2 separate regions of the Mus musculus genome follow, and region 2 is linked to region 1. Evidence: chromatin contacts called from ENCODE Hi-C or POLR2A ChIA-PET data. All regions are on one chromosome and are shown on one strand. The core of a region is the stretch at or near the end of the contact, and the rest is flanking DNA. Distances in the headings are between cores, read along the strand shown. Region 1 holds the start of B3galnt2 (UDP-GalNAc:betaGlcNAc beta 1,3-galactosaminyltransferase, polypeptide 2). Region 2 overlaps B3galnt2 (UDP-GalNAc:betaGlcNAc beta 1,3-galactosaminyltransferase, polypeptide 2).

Region 1 (6,806 bases), core at 3,095-5,594:
CCACACAGGTAACAACATTCCACCCTGGATGGCAGGGTGCACTTCAAAGATATGTAGCAGCAAGTCTCCAGGGCACTTGTCTGGGTGCTGCTGCACCTTCAATCTGCCTGTCACCATTGCCACCATTGTCACTATTGTCAGAGAATGCCTGAACCTCTACTTCCACATTTCCTACTACTAGGAGACCCTCATCACTCTCAGTTCTTGGCTCAGCAGCCTGAACGATCCTGTGGGAACAGGTTGGATCTTGTTGCTCGTCCTAGCAAAGCCCATTTAGTAGTGTTCCCATTCATTTCAGAACAAAAGCCAAGTCCTTACTGCAGTTTACATCCTGTCTTGCTGGAGTCTGGATCTCCACGCTCACCTTCCAGTATGTTATTCACCACTTCTTGCGGAACGTCTTTGCTGGAAGCTCCCTTCTGTGGGGAACTGAAGACCTTCGTCTTTCTTTCACTTCCAGGAGAGAACCCTGACTCGGCGGCACAGTGAAACTAGAGCAGAATGAGGAAGCCTTGGACTGAGATGTGAAGAGCTGCATCTGCTGGGTAAAAGGTAACTACCTTCTTCTAGTCCGTGTACAGCCATTTACTCAGGGGAATTCAACTGTCCGCTAGAAATCCACAAGTAATCATTTAAATCAGTGTTTCTCCACCTACGGGTCTCAAGCAACTAGGACAAGAGGGAGGGCCAGCGTCCCCTAGTGGACTGTTTTGCCTGTAATGTATGGATATGTACCACAAGCCTACATGGTGCCCTCAGGGATCAGAAGGAGGAAGACATCAGATATCCTAAAATGGTTGTTGAAGGAAGTCACTGTGAGCTGCCATGTGGGTGCTGGTGAAAGATCCTGACAGAATGTAAAAGGTCACAGAAGCCCTGAAACTGGCAAAATAGATTTCATTGTTAGTAGAACTAGCGTCACTGATTTAGAAAAATAGAGGTGCACAATGCTCTGGCCGCTCCTAGAACCTGTGTGTCTGCCAATGTTCTGACCAGGTGTGTGCCCATTGCTGCACCTCACTGCCAGGTGTTTGTGATATTGGTTGCTATATTGGTTGCTGGGAAAGAGTCGAAAAATCTCCCCAGCAACCACAGTCCGGGCCAATCAGGAGTTGCTGCACCTTCATTAGACTCCTTCCTTGTTTCCCTCCCATACCCATTTCTTGAGGAATCAATCATTTTAGAATAGACATTGTTTAGATCTGGAAATCTCACCTTCTCCTTTCCCCCTTAAGGACCTATAAAAACTGGGACCCCTTTTCCCTCAGGGTGGACAACTCTACCCCTGAGTGGGATACGAGTCGTCCCCAGAGTTCTGGCTTTCCCCGAATAAAGCCTCGTGTGGTTTGCATCAAGCTTGGTCTCTCGTGAGTTCTTGGGGGTCTGCTATTATCCTGAGTCCTGAGCGAGGGGCTCCTCAGGGAGTCTTTCACTGGAAACCAAGCCTGGGTCTCCTGCAAGAGCAACAAGTGCTTTTAACTATAGAGCCATTTCCCTAGGCCCATCGTAGTTTTTAAACAGAGAAAGTTCTACCAAGAAAGGTAGAAACCTGAGTCACAGAGGACCTGAGTCTGAAGGGACTGAGGTAGCAAAACAAACTCCATTTTGGTTTTTTAGACTCCATCTTAGGTTTTTGTCCTCAGAGTGACTTGTCCCCCACCCTTGAGTTCTGGAAAAAAACAAAACAAAACATGAGATCTTGACAGTTGCAAAATAGGCATAACAGCTGTAGTCAAGCGATAATACCAGGGTGGGCTAAGTAAACATGAATCATTCCCAAGTCATGAAGCTTCTTTTAGGTGTGTGCTCCCTCCTTGCGGTTTGATCAGATGCTGTAAACCAATCAGCTTAAAGGCCAACATTCCTTTATCCTCTTACTTAATCATTTAACTCCAAGGCTTGCCAATCCCTACTTGCGTTTTTTTCCTCTATAAACCCCATGCCCTAGACTTTGGGGTCGCTCTCCTATCCTATTGCACCAGGATAGTTTGTGGCCCAGGTTCAAGCCTGAATAAAAACTCTTGTGTGCATAGCCGGGCATGGTGGTGCACACCTTTAATCCCAGCACTTGGGAGTTCGAGGCCAGCCTGTTCTACAAAGTGAGTTCCAGGATAGCCAGGGCTACACAGAGAAACCCTGTCTCAAAAAAACCAAATAAATAAATAAATAAATAAATAAACCTTAAAAGAAAGTTATAGAAATTATTCTTCCTTAGAGGGAAAGGAATATACAGAAGTTGGTGATATCTGCCAAGCAGCTATATATTTCATCCTTTAATTCTGTTACTCTTCAAAAGGAAAAAAGTGTTCTTTCCTGTCTTCAGGACTCTTGTTACTAGGGGTCCTAAAGTTACCCCAGAGTATTGAGACACTAGTGCTCAAATTTTCAGGGCATACTGTGCTAGCCAGCATCTAGGATGGTTCCCAGTGATCTTCGACTCCTGGTAGTCACCTGGTGAATACCTGAACACTGTGCACACAGGTATCCACTCTATAGGGCTTTTCTGTGTGACCAATTGACTAACCCAGAAGTGACAATGTGTCTCCATCATTAAAACGTCTGCCATCTGAGTAAGCAATGTTCAAAGCAGACTCTTCAACCACCATGAAGCCTTCAGATGACTGCAGCCCTGGCTGATGATATTCCTGCAACTTTGAAAACGAACTAGAACTTAGCTCCCAAATTCCTGATCTGTACTAAAGTCTGAGATATGAAATGATTATTATTGTTTCAATTATTCTGGATTTGTAATGAATAACAAATACACGAGTCCCCTCCCCTTTTTGTACAGGTTGGGCATCAACCCAAGACTGCCCATTGGTAGGTAAGGCCCTACCATTCAGCTTCATCACCGCTCAAACAAGTTTCTTCTCATGGGAACAAATTTGACCACGTGAGTTATTTTATTAAGTACATAATAAAACAGTACAGTAGAACACAGCTTTTACCTGATTAAACTAAATTAAAAAATTGAAATTAAAAACATTGCAAAAATAGCCAAAGAAAAAGCTATCTTAAGGGGCTGAAGAGATGGCCCAATGGTTAAGAGATCTGGCTGCTCTTCCTGAGCACCCAATTTCAGTTCCCAGTACCTACAGGGTGGCTCACAAACACGGGGAAACTCCAGCTCCAGGGGATGGGATAGACGCCCCCCCCCCCAGCCTGCACATGCGTACACACACAAATGAAAAAAAAAATCAAATAAAATCTTTTTAAAAAAGTCAATCTTAACAGTGTCAGGTTGAGGATATAGCTCAGTTGGTAGAGGGCTTGCCTAGTAAGGATTAAGCCCTGGGTTCCATCCCAAAGCACCACTTGTGGAGATGAAGACAGAAAGATCAAGAGTTCAAGGCCATCCTCTGCAGAATAGTTTCCTGTTAACTACGTGAGACACTGGGGGCGTCTGTGTGTGTGTGTGTTACTACAATTGCTTTTTTAATACAAAACCGCTACTCAGTGGCAATATGGTGCTGAGCCTGAGAGGTGGCTCCAGTGAAGTCCGCTCGTTTCCTAACGCTGGTTGGAGATGGATCTTTTGCAAACCCAGCCCTCACACATTTGGTCACCTCAACTTGGTGGGAACTTTTCAAAGTCATCTGGCAGCTGAAGCTCTCATTTCTGTGCTTCCCGACAGTTACCCTAGTGAGGAGCGCGTGCGCACCCAGGCAGCCTCCAGATCCGGGCTTCTCCTCTGTCCTCGCTTTCCATAGCAAGCCCCGGTGTTTCTCGTCCTCCTCACCCGCCGTTGCTTACTAGAGGGAAGCAGGAAACTCCCTGCTACTCGGCGCTCAGGCTCCCCGCTGCGCTTCTTATGGGATAGGTCAGGGGAGCACACTATTATTTCGTTGAGCGCTGAGGTGCCATACAAACCTGCCCCGACTGGGCAACTGCTCCTCGAGGTCATGCGCCCTGCAGCAATGTCCACAGCGGAGGGGGTCGTACAGCAACTTGAGCAGTTAACGTGCAGGTTCCCCGTGTGCGGTACCCGCCTTTACTACAGGGGAACCCTAGCAAGAAGGTGGATGCGCATGCTCAGTGTGCCGCTAAGGCACCGCGGCCGGATGAGAGACGCGCATGCTTCGTGTGTGCACTTCGCCTCCAGCGTTGCGTAGCAGCACGCATAGCTCTCTGGGAAACGTAGTTTCTCGGGCTTACAATCTCAGGCACGCCTCCCTCCTGGGCTCAGCGAGGGACTACCGCTCCCGCCCTTCCGGCAGACAGGAGCGTGCAGGGACGCGGACTGAAGGGCTGGGCGAGAGCGAGGAGGGCTGAACGGGTGGGAAGGCCACGCACGCGGGGGCGTGGCCTTGGCCGGGAAGCGGCCGCCGCTCGTGGTGCGGATCTAAGGAGAGAGCGGCGGAGACAACGCCAGGCGTGGGCGCGAACACTCCTGGTGGCACTCGGTGTTCTTAGGTCCCCTCGCTATTGGCCGGGACGCGGGAGAGCGCGGCGGGGGCGCGAGGTGGGAGCGGCCAATGCGAAACTGGCTGGTGCTGCTGTGCCCTTGCGTGCTCGGGGCCGCGCTGCACCTCTGGCACCTCTGGCTCCGTTCCCCGCCGGACCCCCACAACACCGGGCCCAGCGCGGCAGGTGAGGTGAGGGGCTGAGTCGCTGCGCTCGTGGGAGGCCGCGGGGGATGGCTGAAGGGGCACAGGGAGGGCTCGGACGTCCCAGAACGGACGGAACAAGCGAGTCTTTCTTTAGTGTCGGGCGAACCCAACTGTTCGTTTCTTATCAGCGTGTGCTCAGCGGCCCGCGTCGTGGTCGAGGGAGGGCCCTGGTCACAACTTGGGGCGCTTCTCTCCGAGGTGGGGTGGGGGAGCGAGCTTGCCGGTGCTGACGGTGTTGGCTTTGCGTGTCAGGACTCACTTTGCAGCGAGGAGGGACGGACTGTACTTTGTGGTCTCTGATCATGAGGTGAGTCAGGAAAAGACCTAGACGTGAACTAGGGTTCAGCTGTGAGTGGAGTCGCCCCTGTATTCTGCTTGGATAGCTTGCTAATTAAGGAGCCTAAGAATACCGGATTCTTCTTTAACTTCGCGTACATTTGTTCCCAAACTTCATCCATCGTGGGAATGAAATCTTTGTTCTCATTCGCCTTACAATCTGAAGGTGCGTTTGCCCACAGTGCGTATCCAGTGTTGTCCTGCCACCCTCAACACTACTTTCTTGTCTCCTGTGTGTCATTTTCAAGTTTTTCCCGGAATGCTTATATATGTCGAGAACTCTATAGCCATTTTAAAGATAGGGTAATGCTTTAATTTTTAACTACGTTAGGATTTATCTTACCATTTCATATCCAAACAGCTGTTTTCTTTTCAGAAAGTTTTAAAACAGTTCTTCACAGCCATCACAGAACCAAGTCTTATACCTTATTTAGCAATCCTCAAAACTCCGACTGTTACCAGATTACACTGGGGTTATTTTAGTAGTGATCTCTTTTCCTATTAGACAACCACCATTTTTTTGGAAAGGCTATTTGTGTGACTGAAAAGAATGACTTCCAAGTGGTATAATGAAAGTACATTATATGCGTATTTAGCTTGTGAGACTTTTACAAACTAGTTAAAAAAGGGCCGTACATACAAAATGCTTGGCCACCTAACATCTGTTGGGGTTGTGCTCTCTCTCACTCAAAGATGAGTGAGTTGCTGGAATCTACACGCAGAGCCCACTGTAGAATATATGTGACCTTAACATTAACAGTCTTTTAGCGTTCAACACAATAAACCTTGCCTTTGAGCTTGTGTTTAAGTAAGACTGCAAACAACTTTTGGATTTGGAACAGATTTTTTTCCTGATGTCTTAGTGCTTATCCATTTAGGATAGACTGGATTAAGCAAGCAAACTGTAGGAAGACTTAGGGTTATATGGGGTCATACTAGTTGTAAAAATTACTTTTGTGTTGATATCAAAGCTTTGTCAGATAATCAGTAGGATGTTTTAATTAGACAGATTCCTATCCCACTCTCCTCCCCTGGTACTTCAAAAACAAAAGCAGAAGTATTTTGATTGCAAAAAGTTCCCACAGGTCTTTTTCCTATTTTGCTGTTGAAATATTTAAAACATTTGGGCATTTTTACTTTCTGACCACATACATTAAGCCTAAAATCTGAGATTTTACTAAATATCTTTCTCTTGAAATAACACTTTAAGATTTATTTTGGCTTCTTTTCTGCTACTCTGTCTGGATTCCCATTTAAGCCACAATAGTACTTGTTTACATTTGTGTGTCTGTGTTTATGTGCATGCGTGTGCACTTGAGTGCACAATTGGTACAGCATGGAGCTTTTGCAAACGTTGCAGGACAACTTGTGAGTCAGTTCTCTCCTTCCACCACATGGGTTCTGATTTTGTGATGTTCAGAGTTTGATTATCAGACTTAGCAAGCCCTTTGACCTGATAAATCATTTCATTAGTACAATAACTTTTTGAAAAGGAAATTTATCTTGCCTGAATATTAGAAAAGCCCTCTGGCTAATGGTTGGTTCAGCGAACAGTAGAGGGCTGCTGGGCCATCTTCTCAAGCAGGTCAGAATTAGCAAATAATTAATGTAAGGTGCCGGCCTGCCAGGGCTTAACCATTTGAAAGGGAAGACGCATAAGACTATGAATATATCATGGAGATGGTGAGTATGATGAGGAAAAACGAGGTAGAGCTCTAAGAGTTGATCAAGGAAGGCCCATGTGGAAAGGTGACAGCTGAACAAAAGGACCTGAGGGAAGTAAGTCATGTCAGTACTAAGATTAGCAACTTTTCTAAAGTAGTGACTTTAAACAGCTGAAACCAGCCATGGAGCACAGCT
Region 2 (6,806 bases), core at 1,421-3,920, 39 kb after region 1:
TAGTTGACCCTCTTCTGACCTCCTGTGGCACTGCACTGCATGCAGGTGGTGACCATATGTGCATACAAAATAGCTATGTACATAAAGGAAAAAAAATTTTAAAGAAAATGCATGGCATCAGTATCTGCTGTAGGGCAGGCACCTTGGGGCATCTGCTGGTTCAGCTCTGCCTTTGTAACACATTCTCTGTTAGTCAGGAAATGCCTGAACACTTCCGTTTTCATTCCTTTCAGGCTGGGGAAGGGGCACTGCCTCATGAATTCATGGAAGGTGTGGAGGGAGTTGCGGGTGGCTTTATCTACACTGTTCAGGGTAAGTTGGCCAATGTAGTTAACCTTGTTTTATAATTTAACTGTGAAAGGTCATCTTGTCATGTTAAAAGTTCCTTATTGTGCTAGGTACAACAACATAAACCTGAAATGCTGATAGTTAAGAGACTGTAGGAAGATTATGACTTCAAAGCCATTCTGAGCTGTGTGGCAGCACCCTGTCTCCAAAACAAAGCCAAAAAAAGCTTACTTTTCAAATCAATGCATTCTTTTATGCAAGTAAAGCATAGTTGGACTCTTTCTGTTTGTTCTAGTTTTGCTATTTACCAACATAAGAAACTGTGTTGCAGAGAAATACCCATGTAAGATCACATGTGATATCACATCCCAAGTAGGCTTCCCTGAGCTGTAGCTCTACCTGTAGATCCTAACGGATGTGTGCTCCAGTGGCTTTCTTGGGGAAGGAATTCTGGTAACATTTTCAAGTTCTGGGTTCTGAGTGTGCAGTAGTATTTCTCTTCAATAGTCAGTTTTTCCTTTTCAGAAGGTGATGCACTATTAAGAAGCCTTTATTCTCGGCCCCAGAGACTTGCAGATCACATACAGGATCTGCAGGTGGAAGATGCCTTACTGCAGGAGGAAAGCAGTGTCCATGACGACATTGTCTTCGTGGATGTTGTGGATACTTACCGGAATGTTCCTGCAAAATTACTGAACTTCTATAGATGGTAGGTTGTACATATGTGGGGTAGGTTTATGAAACATCATCAAGCCACTGAGATTTCAAAATTTAAAAGACTTATCACCTGAAATGCAGTCTGTTACATCCTGGATCTTTAAAAAAATTAATTTTAAGGTTTTAAAAAATATTTTATAAGATATAGATTCTACTTCATAAAATAAAAACTTTATGTTTTTATTTCTATGTTTTAATTATTCAAATGTAAATGTCTGTTATGTAAGCATGAGTGCCTTGGGCCGCCAAAAGAAGGCATTAGATCCTCTGGAACTAGGGTTACATACAGTTGTAAGCTGCCCTACTTGAGTACCAGGATAGTTCTAACTGCTGAGCCAACTCTCCAGCACCTGGCTCCTTTGGAAGACATCTTTGAACATGCTGTGTCTTTCTTATTTAGATAAACAGATCCACAGTGTGAATGGTATTAAGGGATCAAAACGAACAAATCAAAATTAATTCCCTTGGATTCATTCCTACATACTTCAGGTGTCTCAGCCTAGCACTGGATGAATTCACTGAGTCTGGAAATGGTCCCTTTTTAGTTTTATTCCTACCTATCTACCCCAATTCCCTAATTATGTTCACACTAAGTTACTAGTCTGAATTCTTCTCAATTAAATATCCACCTTCCATTTCCAGTCTGGAAATGGTCCCTTTTTAGTTTTATTCCTACTTATCTACCCCAATTCCCTAATTATGTTCACACTAAGTTACTAGTCTGAATTCTTCTCAATTAAATATCCACCTTCCATTTCCAGTCTCTACTCCATGGGCTTCCGGATCCCTTGCATTTGGATAGATGCAGCGAGTGGGCACATGAGTTTTGTCCAGCTGCACAGGAGCTGAGGCAGAAGGCTCCTAGAACATGAAGGCTAGCTTTCACAGGGCAAGGCTCTGAAAGACAACCCTCCTTGTCTGTTTTACAAACTCTAGTAGTTGCTCAGTGAGATGAACTCTCCTAACTTCCTGGAGCCTCCAGTAGTTCTCCTAGCTTGGCTGTATTCTATGTCTGTGACAATAATGTTATTTTACCAATCATAGTTGGTAGTTGCTTGTGGCTGTGCTGACTTTCCGAGGAACAGCTTTCTCTCTCACATGGCTGAAGTACTAACTCCCTGGAGTATGTGTGACTAGGATTTCACATTTTTTTCCTTATCTTTGGAAACCTTATTTATTGGAAAGACTATCATATCTCTTTCTTCACTTCCCTTCTTGGGTGGGAAGTTCACAAGGGCACGTGTACAAGGGATATGTTTTCTTGGAGTCATACTCTGTAGATGGTCCGGTTAGTTTGCTGAAGGTAACATTATCTAACTGGGACTAGTTATTATTTTGGTAGAAGGCAGTTGAGTCTGAAATACCAGGACTGTATTTAGACAGCAATAGGAGCCTATCCCGAGCAGGTGGTTGTGGTGCATCTAAAATCCCAGCACTCAGAATTCCCAGTGTAGATGCCACTGTGAGGAGTTTGAGGAATGGGAAGTCAGGACTTAAGATTGGGGTGAGGGGGGGCACTAGCATTTCTAACAGAGATCTTTCCCAGGGAACCTTCAGTTTTCCTCCTCCTGCTCCTTACCTACCTCTCCCATTGTTTTTTGCCTCCCTTCTCTTTACTGTTGTCAAACCTCAGCAGAGCTGTTTTTAGATCTGCCTCCTCATAGCCCACATTACCACTTACCATCTGTTTTTCAGCATGCTTTGTGTAGGAAACCCTGGGGACACAAAAGAGGACTAGTGTAGGAGGGCACTAGTGGCACCAGCCACGTTTTAAATCAGTGTTTAATTATTTGACCTTATTTACTCAGCAGAGTCACCCACCAGTGATCTAAGCATCTTTGAAAACAAAAGCGTATTTCTGATTGGCAAATACTACGTTTCTGTTATACTGTTAAAAATAAACGACTAAGTTTGGTGGTGTGCACTTTTATTCTCATTTCTACAGAGGCAGAGGCAGGTGGATTTTATAAGTTTGAGGCCAGCTTGGTCTATATAGTTGGCTGATCCCCTTACAAATATGTACTTACAAACAGATGTGTTGTGCAGGGACTGACAGTCAGGGAACCTAGTTTTGCCTTGTTTGATGTCATCAAGAAAACTAGAGAAATGAAGTTCTTACAGAGGGTTGGTTGTTTATAATAATTGAAATGCTGGAAATTGGTTCCAAAGACAAATATGTTTGCACCTTATAAATCATGTTTTAACCCATAATATATTCAGTTTTTTTTTTTTTTACAAAGAAGCTTTGCGACCGTCTGTCTCACTTAGTATTTTGACTAACCTAGAATTCAGAGCTCTCGGATCTGCTTCCCACCACACCTGGCCCGTTTCATAACACATCACATTCAGTGTTCTAAGTGAGAGTTTCAGGTCTGATACCTGTCCCATGATGAGCTTTGTAACCAGGCACACGTGGGGCAGGGTACAGGTGACAGGTAGGCCTGGTAGCTGATGTGGAGAATGACTGGGAAGCCCTTGTTAGCATGCATATTCTAAGGTGGCCGTGGTGGCGCACGCCTTTAATCCCAGCACTTGGGAGGCAGAGGCAGGCAGATTTCTGAGTTCGAGGCCAGCCTGGTCTACAAAGTGAGTTCCAGGACAGCCAGAGAAACCCTGTTACGAAACAAACAAACAAACAAACAAACAAAAAAAAATGCATATTCTACTTCAGTCAGACTTTTCTGTTCATTCTTCTGTGATTCCAGTTGATGAAGTGAGGACCAAGTGCAGTCGATGGCCACAGTAATGGTGTTCTGTGTGTAGGGTAAGACACTGAAGGTGCACAGCTGTACAGGTGTAGTGTTGTGCCCTTCCATAGCTGCACGGACTTGCATATTTCTTTTTCTGTCAACAGGACTGTGGAATCCACCAGCTTCGATTTGCTGCTCAAGACAGATGACGACTGTTATATAGACTTAGAAGCTGTGTTTAATAGAATTGCTCAGAAGAATCTAGATGGGCCTAATTTTTGGTGGGGAAAGTAAGTGAAACATGGACCGCCAATACCTGATTAAGTGTGATTAATTTAGAATGAAATATGGAAGTTACTTTTACATAGATAAAGTTAAGAAAATTATTGATTATACTCTTCTGGGTTAATATGTTATCACTGTAATCTGAGGGAATTTTGTTTATTTTATTGAAAAATCTCAGGTTTATTAACCAGGAGTCAAAGATGTGGCTTTTGTTTTAGAAGCACACGGTCTCCTGCAACTGTTGTATCCTCTTTGCTTAGTTTGGTTTGGTTTCGGTTAGAATCATGTCTGACACATTTCCTCAGCCATTGCCTCTGCTGCTCAGGACCAGTGCCGGGTTGATGATTTGGTGGGTTTGGTTTCAGTTAAGTATGTCCTGAAACACAGGGTGGGCTTCTCTTAGTTTCCATTCAGAAACTGAGAGCTTATCTAATCTGTATAAACTACCATTGGGTAAATAATTCCTTTCCTTAGGCAGCAAGAATCTTTTTCCTGCTTCATCTCCTTGGTAGTGATGGAAGGCAGCTAGTAGAAGGATATGGCCAGCCATTACAGAGAAGCCACCATTGTAACGTCTCAGTTTCAGGTTGAATTGGGCAGTGGACAGAACCGGAAAATGGCAGGAGCTGGAATACCCGAGCCCGGCTTACCCTGCCTTTGCATGTGGGTCAGGGTATGTGATCTCCAAGGATATCGTTGACTGGCTGGCAGGCAACTCCAGAAGGTTAAAGACCTATCAGGTAACAAGGTCACTCATACAGTCCAGTGTCCTGAGATGTCCCTGAAGCAGAGCCAGCTTACCATGGCTGTCCTTTCTCTGTAGGAGTTACTCCCTAAAGATCAGGGACATTTACCTGACACTTCTCAGACTCTAGCCATGATAACTATTCTAATATTTTCTTTGAGCCTGCTTTCACTGTTTTTAATCTTTGTTTGGAAATGTATTCTGTGGAGGAATGTAAACATTTCTGTTCATAAAGAAGTGCTTTCTTTCTCCTGGCTTGGTTATAGAGTCAGGGACCAAGTATGTATGCCCAGTGTGTTGATGTAAGGTATGTGAGGAAAGGGCTTGATTGCTGTGTGCTTCCTGTCTCCCATCTCTGGCTCATCGTTACACATCTGGGTTGGCTAACTCTACATATCACTTTTTGTTACAAAAACATTAAGAAGTTGGCATTTGCTCCTGAGTAGGGTGAAGATGTCAGCATGGGCATTTGGATGGCAGCCATAGGACCTAAAAGACACCAGGTAAGCAGGTCTGGGATGCTGACCTCTGGGCTCTTGTAGGTGTGCAAGTGAACATCCAACCCTTGGCACCGGGGATAAAAGGCTTCTGGTGTCCCAGCTATGATTTTTAAATTGTGACCTCTCAACTTTTCTGACAGCAGACTTTACCTAGAATTTTATTTCTAAGGACCTAGTGGTGTGGAGGCAGGATGTGTGTGCAAAGACTAAAATGGAAGGTAGGAAAACGGGCTGGAAGGAACAAGATTTTTGCCTCATTTGTTGTATTCATTTCTTGATTCTTAACCTTCTTCTCTGGCTGTAGAAGGTACAGAAAACAGGACACGCACGCAGTGTCTGCCATTCAGAGCCACACGTCCACACTCACTCAGCAGGACCAGAATAAGCTCGAGTCCTGCTGCTACATCATACTCCGCCTTCTCAGCAAATCAGAGTCTTGTGACCTATAGTTTCTATAGGCTGTGTGTGGAGCTTGTTGTTATGTGAAGATCCTTACTGTGACCCCACTTAAATCGTCATACATAGGATATTTATTTTGTTTTGCCCTATGGGGCACTGTCATTTCTAAATAATTTACATTGCCTTCTGGAGCTGAAGAGCCTCTTGGACAGAGGGCTTTGTTCTCTTCCATGTACACAAGGCATAGTGCCCACTCTGCTGCCACTGGTGAGTCCCTCATTCTAGGCGTGCTTTTGAGAGACAGGGATCAGCAGCCTGTGTTCATCAGAAGCATGGTTTTAAAAGATTTTTAGATTTTTACTCAGGATCTGTGTTCTGAGATTCAATGTGTTTCTTCATATACATGTTCTGTTATTCCGTTGAGCAGTATAATACTTGGGACTTGCGTCAGGCATCTTGGACATGCCTGCTCTTACAGCATAGTGATGGGAGGAACTCAGCTTCACTCTCACAGCATTTGATACTTATTCAGATTTGGGTAGAGTACATTTAGGTGTCCTTCCTATCTATCTATCTATCTATCTATCTATCTATCTATCTATCTATCTATCTATCTCTCCTTCCTTCCTTCCTTCCTTCCTTCCTTCCTTCCTTCCTTCCTTCCTTCCTTCCTTCCTGATTCTGTCTTGTATTTCGTATTTGTTTCTCAACAGGACAGCCTGTGGCTGTGTGAGAAAACCTGTGAGACAGGAATGCTGTCTTCTCCTCAGTACTCACCAGAAGAGCTGAGCAAACTCTGGGAACTGAAGGAGCTGTGTGGGGATCCTTGTCAGTGTGAAGCAAAAGTACGATGATCCCCAAACCCCAGGGTCTGTAAGTGCAAGGAAAGCCGTGGCTGGTATACCGTGAGCTGTAAGCAGTAGGGTATTACTAGTGTTTGCACAGATCGTAATCAATCAACTCATACGGTATCATAAGTTTTTATTTATAAATTTAAAGATTATTTATACCAAATTATTTTACAAAAAATATTGCTAACTTTTGATCACTTATACTAATTAGCAACTCATTACCATTTTTGGTTAAATGGCCAAATTCAGAAAATAACTCCATTTGAATCTCCAGCAGGGTTACAAAAAAGCTCTACAAAACTTAATTAGGCCAGAAAGAAACTACAAAGAT

The links. A loop is a pair of places that touch in the nucleus more often than their neighbours do. ChIA-PET counts read pairs that join two places held with the same protein, here RNA polymerase II (POLR2A).
Region 2: a loop to region 1 is called in a map of left cerebral cortex, with 6 times the contacts of the local background. The contact joins the enhancer-like site here to the promoter of B3galnt2 in region 1. A Hi-C loop is called at or near these places in 5 of 37 maps with a recorded cell type or tissue (gastrocnemius, heart and left cerebral cortex). POLR2A ChIA-PET finds 5 or more read pairs at or near these places in 3 of 5 experiments (Patski and embryonic stem cell).

The regions. Positions count from the first base shown.
Region 1 is chr13:13,950,330-13,957,135 of GRCm38, forward strand. It overlaps B3galnt2 (UDP-GalNAc:betaGlcNAc beta 1,3-galactosaminyltransferase, polypeptide 2), which reads left to right and starts at 4,345. Exons shown (of 12, transcript NM_178640.3): 1 at 4,345-4,590. The coding sequence starts at 4,476.
Region 2 is chr13:13,990,556-13,997,361 of GRCm38, forward strand. It overlaps B3galnt2 (UDP-GalNAc:betaGlcNAc beta 1,3-galactosaminyltransferase, polypeptide 2), which reads left to right. Exons shown (of 12, transcript NM_178640.3): 7 at 234-312; 8 at 814-997; 9 at 3,860-3,985; 10 at 4,561-4,720; 11 at 5,172-5,228; 12 at 6,338-6,806. The coding sequence ends at 6,478. Among named protein-coding and RNA genes, the nearest start is that of B3galnt2, 39 kb to the left of the region's middle. Within about 2 kb of position 2,671, at least 1 of the 3 ENCODE cell types and tissues checked has a DNase peak (open chromatin) inside an H3K27ac peak, as active enhancers do; it is left cerebral cortex, where a contact is called at or near this core.